Linked DNA regions of Homo sapiens: region 1 is linked to region 2. The links are chromatin loops, found by intact Hi-C in ENCODE. Cell type or tissue: PC-3. All regions are shown on one strand. Each heading gives the region's core, and the rest is flanking DNA. Links, peaks and the distances in the headings are about the cores only. Region 1 overlaps GALNT7 (polypeptide N-acetylgalactosaminyltransferase 7). Region 2 overlaps GALNTL6 (polypeptide N-acetylgalactosaminyltransferase like 6).

Region 1 (2,915 bases), core at 89-2,588, 140 kb after region 2:
GTATGAAATTAAGATAACTCTATTCCTCTTCTTATAGCTAACATTTAGACTCTAAATCATGGCACATGTAACACTTCTATTTTAAAATAAATGTAGGGTACGTGAAAGCACAGTTGTTAACTTTGAAAATTTTGAAGAGTGGAATCACCTACAGACATAATAAAGCTGAAAATACCATGGCTTTTCCCAGGTCCTGCTGTTTGCTTAGCCTGAGAAAGGAACTGCCGGTATCATCCAAGTATTGGTCAAAATACATATATACTGTATGGTCATTCTCATATTATTTTTCCCAGTGTCCTATTTGAAAATCTGAGGAAGGTTTTAATGAATGCGGCTTCGTCTTACTTTCCATTAATTATGACTGCAAGAAGAGTACAGCCACTCTTGTTTGATCAGCCTATACACTATGACTAAATGGAAAGTGAATCACAGCCAGAGAGTCTAATAGTTTCACAGTGGTAAAATCATGTTTTGTAAGAAGCAGTTATCATCCTTGACCACCGCTCTGTTAACTGGTAACAGTAAGATAAAAGTAAATGTTAAAATCTTTCTTATATGTTGGCAAAAATCACTTCCTAAAGATAAATGAATGGCTTGAAACATTTATTCTTATTTGCAACTACTTCTTTAGCTTAAGTGACAGGTACTTATGTTTAAAAATAACATGTCTTGTGTAATGATTTATGATTCTGCATTTATAAATGCAGAAAGAATAACTAAAAGGAAGTTGTAAGTGTCAGTTAAGGAATAGATGCTTTTTTAAATATAGAAAATTAGAAAACTTAAGGTAAGAGCAAAAGTAATATACATTTGTTCAGTATTTTTGTTTTCTGGTGAATTGAGATACTTTTCCTACTATTCCTTTAATTCTTTTTAAAAATAACTACAATCTATTTTTTTCTCCCTTGGAACAGTGGATTCCTTTCTCTGATTATGAGGCCTGGAATTTGAGTGATTCATTGGTCAGTTTCTTTTGGGTTCCAGTGGGTGCTAAAAGTAAGAATGATTATTTTAAGGATAAAAAATGTCAGTTGTATATTTTATTGACTGCAGGTAGCTAGAAAAAGTAAACTTGCCATGTGGGCACACAGCGTGTTGCCTCTGAATGATGAGGCAAGCAGGTTACTCATAATACACACACACACACACACACACACACACACACACAGCGTGTTGCCCCGAATGATGAGGCTAGCAGGTTACTCTTAATACACACACACACACACACACACACACAGACACAACAGCGTGTTGCCTCTGAATGATGAGGCTAGTAGGTTACTCATAATACACACACACACACACACACACACACAGCTTTTTCTCTATGTACCTGATTCTTTTAAATTAAAGATAACCAAACCTTTGAATGATGAGGCTAGCAGGTTACTCATAATACACACACACACACACACACACTCTGCTTTTTCTCTATGTACCTGATACTTTTAAATTAAAGATAACCAAACCTTTGAATGGTGAGGCTAGCAGGTTACTCATAATCCACACACATAAACACACACACACACACACACACACACACACACACACACACACACACACTGCTTTTTCTCTGTGTACCTGATACTTTTTAATTAAAGGTAAAAGGTAACCGAACCTTTAACTCTTGAGCCAGTGATAATGAGAAAATAAAATTTCATTTCTAAAATTAGAGATAATGGAACTTAAAAAAAATGTGTTCTCTGTGTCATCTCTGTGCACCCCCTCCCACTATTCCTCTCACACGCTGCACTTTTTTTTTTTTTTTAAAGCTGCATTAATAGGCTGTTATATCCTTTGAAATACCACAGGTCTTGAGAGGGATGAATGATGAAATGTAAAGATCAGTGATTGAGCAGGAATGGGAGAAAGATTAGGGATTGGGTTTTCTGGCACAAGGCTCCTTTCTGTCAAAGGACTGCAAATTTTCCTGGGTTGACGTGGGCTTAATTTTTTTTTTTTCCCCAAGGCAGAAGAATTTTTCTTAGTACAGAACAAAATGGAGTCTCCTATGTCTACTTCTTTCTACACAGACACAGTAACAATCTGATCTCTCTTTCTTTTCCCCACATTTCCCCCTTTTCTATTCGACAAAACCGCCATCGTCATCATGGCCCGTTCTCAATGAGCTGTTGGGTACACCTCCCAGACGGGGCGGCCGGGCAGAAGCGCCCCCCCACCTCCCAGACGGGGCGGCGGCCGGGCGGGGTCTGCCCCCCACCTCCCGGACGGGGCGGCTGGCCTGGCAGGGACTGCCCCCCACCTCCCTGACGGCGCGGCTGGCCGGGCGGGGACTGTCCCCCACCTCCCAGACGGGGCGGCTGCCGGGCGGAGACGCTCATCACTTCCCAGACGGGGCGGCTGCCGGGTGGAGGGGCTCCTCACTTCTCAGACGGGGCGGCCAGGCAGAGACGCTCCTCACCTCCCAGACGGGGTCGCGGCCGGGCAGAGGCGCTCTTCACATCTCAGACGGGTCGGTGGGGCAGAGGCGCTCCCCACATTCCAGACGATGGGCGGCCGGGCAGAGACGCTCCTCACTTCCTAGACAGGATGAGGGTCGGGAAGAGGCTCTCCTCACTTCCCAGACTGGGCGGCGGGGCAGAGGGGCTCCTCACATCCCAGACGATGGGCGGCCAGGCAGAGACGCTCCTCACTTCCTAGACGGGGTGGCGGCCGGGCAGAGGCTGCAATCTCGGCACTTTGGGAGGCCAAGGCAGGCGGCTGGGAGGTGGAGGTTGTAGCGAGCCGAGATCACGCCACTGCACTCCAGCCTGGGCAACATTGAGCACTGAGTGAGCGAGACTCCGTCTGCAATCCCTGCACCTAGGGAGGCTGAGGCTGGCAGATCACTCGCGGTCAGGAGCTGGAGACCAGCCCGACCAACACGGCGAAACCCCGTCTCCACCAAGAAATAT
Region 2 (2,915 bases), core at 416-2,915:
CTAGTTAAAAGCACAGAAAGGACATCTTCTATCGTCCTTTAGGGAGGGTTGTTTTAGAACAGCAGACTTGCCGAAACACTCAGAAGTCTATTCCACAAAAAAAACTGTGTTCAGTTCTGTTACAGCCATCAATGCTGTGACCACTGAGGTGAAGGGCAGAGGAGGGAAAGGCTGTCATAGAACCAAAGACCACATTCAAAAGACAATTACTTGATCCACTGACTTAAGTCCAACCAGGAAAAGCACCAGGAAAGACAATTAGTGATTCACAAGCTCAGCTGAGTAGAAACGTAAAGATGGCAATGATGTAGCTTAGCCCCAAGGTCAAAAGTGGAAAATGCTTGCTATGGGCAAGGCAGAGGGTGCTTTGAGAAGCTTCACCTCCGGGACTTGCTGAGCACTCCCAAGACAAGGGTGAGCAGAGCTCTGTCTCCAACCAGGGAACAATTAGTCTGTGGATCTACTGATCACTGTGGATGGTCTCTAGTTTGACACCTCGTCATTTGTCTCTGTCACTAGTGACCTTTGGAATAAAATGCTCATTCAATTTTATGACTAGGAGAGGCTCCAGAGATTTATCTAATCCCCCCCACCTCATTTTACTGATGAAGCTTCTCAGACATAGACAGATGAAGGGAATCCAATTTTTCAACTTTTATGAGAACATGAAGTACAAGAACAGAAAACATTCTGGATGGTTCAGGGTAGTGGTATATTTGCATACTCGACTTGGTTCAGCCCAGGAGTACACCTGTATTTCTCAGAGCATGTGTTCCAATATGGGATTTGGAAAAATATGATCAGTTGATGGTTCAGAAAATAATGTTTGAAAAAATAAAATGTTCAGAAAGTCTGGTTTGGCATTTGCATGCATACTGAGGTACACAAGCTAGGGAAGAAAAGAGAATAGAAACATGTCCTACTCCTTTTCTCATTTCTTAACTCTCATGAAGTTATGTGTTTTGAGGGGGAAATTGTGCTCATCTGGAGGGTCCACATGAGCATTTTTTTTTTTTTGAGACAGAGTCTTGCTCTGTCTCCCAGGCTGGAGTGCAGTGGCCTGATCTCGGCTCACTGCAACCTCCGCCTCCTGGGTTCAAGCGATTCTCCTGCCTCCGCCTCCCACGTAGCTGGATTTACAGATGTGCACCACCACGCCTGGCTAATTTTTATATTTTTATTAGAGACGGGGTTTCACCATGTTGGCCAGACTGGTCTCGAATTCCTGGCCTCATGTGATCTGCCCGCCATGGCCTCCCAAAGTGCTGGAATCACAGGCGTCAGCCACGGTACCCAGCCCCACATGAGCTATTGATAAAGGTAACAACAGGAAAAAATACAGATAGTGAAGAGGGGGCAAGAAGTGCATGTGTATAGAACAAAGTGAATTAGAATGTAGCAGGTCACCTAGAATTTTTATGACTATAACAGCTTAAGAGTGCTCTTTGAAAAACTGACCTAAATGTATTAGATCCGTGTAGCTTCACTATTGGTTGGGGCTGGGAGAATGAGCATGAGAGATGCTGGGGAAGAAGAGAGAAGACAGCGAAGGAGACTGCTGCCTGAGGAGCCACAGCAGCGGCTGGGAGAGGGCATCTGGGACAGCAAATATCTAGGACCCTCAGAAAGAAGGGCTGGCGGAGTGAGCTGCAGCCTGCATTCTCCTTCCTCCTGGAAGCTGCTTCCTCCACCCCAGAGGAGAGGGAGGAGAGAGTTTCTCAGAGTCTTTCCCTGGGGTCAGACACGGGTGGAATTAATGAAGCAAGATGGAAAGAAAATGGCAAGGAGATCTCAGGAGCCCTCTTTGTGTAAGGAAAGTAAAATCCACAATAAACTCAGGAAACTCATAAAGAGAGCAGAAGAGAATAGCAAGCCTTTGTATTAGGCACAGCTCTTTGTTTACACTGAAAATAGAAACAGGCAAACTAAATTGCCTGCAGGTTGCCTTTCTCCTTCCTTATTCTTTCTTCCTTCATGCAGTGCTTAACTATGCAAACATCCGGATCCTAAAAGGACATTAAATATTGGTTGATGGAGTCTTAAAATCCAGGAGCAACCCAGAAATGTTTACAAAGGGTGCCTGAGAAACTCCTAATTCTAAAAGCATTGCAAGTTTAGTATTCCTCAGATAAAGGTAACCAGAGCCTGTAAACCTTCCCTAAACTAAATAATAAAACATTACTTGATCTTAAAATATAAGCAGGGATTTGGGGATGTTTTCTTGTATTATTGGCATTATAGACAACATTAGAGGTAAAATTTATTACTAGTTAGGAAATTTTTCTTTTAGCATTACCTTTTCCCCACTTAACACAATTAAAAGAGGGTGTGTGTTAACAGAGCTTGTTCAGATAATGAGCTTGCTCACTACTTAAACTTTCTGTCCTCGTGGTATATTTTCATTCACTGAGCTGTTATCTGCATCATGTACCTGGGGGCTTTTTTAAAATGAATGTTGCCTCCTCCATTTTGCAGAAAGCAATGAGAACGGCAGCACTGGAACACCTGCATTATATCAATAAAGGGATTGAGAGGAGACTGAAGCTCAAGAACTAGCAAATTTGAATTTGTACATTCAGCTATTGCCTGTGTGTCCCTTGTCCCAAACTCATATTCATCTTCTGAAAAGGGCAGCTGAGAACCCGGCACTTTTGACTGCTGCTTTTTTTTTTCTTTTGTATTTCTCTTTCCCATTAGAGATTCAATGTGAGGGAATTATGACTCTTCTAGTCATTGTGTGTGCGTGTGAGCAGGGGGTATTATTTACTGCGGACTAAAATACAATTTTTTGTGTATGTGTTTCTTCCCAGATAGCTACATTATTGGTTACTTGCCAAGCAACCCCATATACTTACTATTTTCAAAATTTAAGCAGATAGCAAAAAGCTCACCACAGAGCAGAAAATGAATGGATT

What was found. A loop is a pair of places that touch in the nucleus more often than their neighbours do. Peaks named below come from ENCODE experiments on the same cell type or tissue, not always from the same donor. Only the 100,000 strongest peaks of a DNase experiment are listed, where the experiment ranks them.
Region 1: a loop joins it to region 2, with 6 times the contacts of the local background. A loop is called at or near these places in 27 of 110 quality-filtered maps.

Annotation. Positions count from the first base shown.
Region 1 is chr4:173,181,529-173,184,443 of GRCh38, forward strand. The region is part of intron 1 of GALNT7 (polypeptide N-acetylgalactosaminyltransferase 7); the gene reads left to right. Among named protein-coding and RNA genes, the nearest start is that of GALNT7-DT, 13 kb to the left of the region's middle. In PC-3, for the core only: no CTCF peak of the experiment used is centred there; DNase peaks (open chromatin) are centred at 433 and 1,123; H3K4me3 peaks cover 928 bases; H3K27ac peaks cover 1,927 bases.
Region 2 is chr4:173,036,744-173,039,658 of GRCh38, forward strand. All of the region lies in intron 12 of GALNTL6 (polypeptide N-acetylgalactosaminyltransferase like 6), which reads left to right. Among named protein-coding and RNA genes, the nearest start is that of GALNT7, 130 kb to the right of the region's middle. In PC-3, for the core only: no CTCF peak of the experiment used is centred there; no DNase peak of the experiment used is centred there; H3K27ac peaks cover 1,497 bases.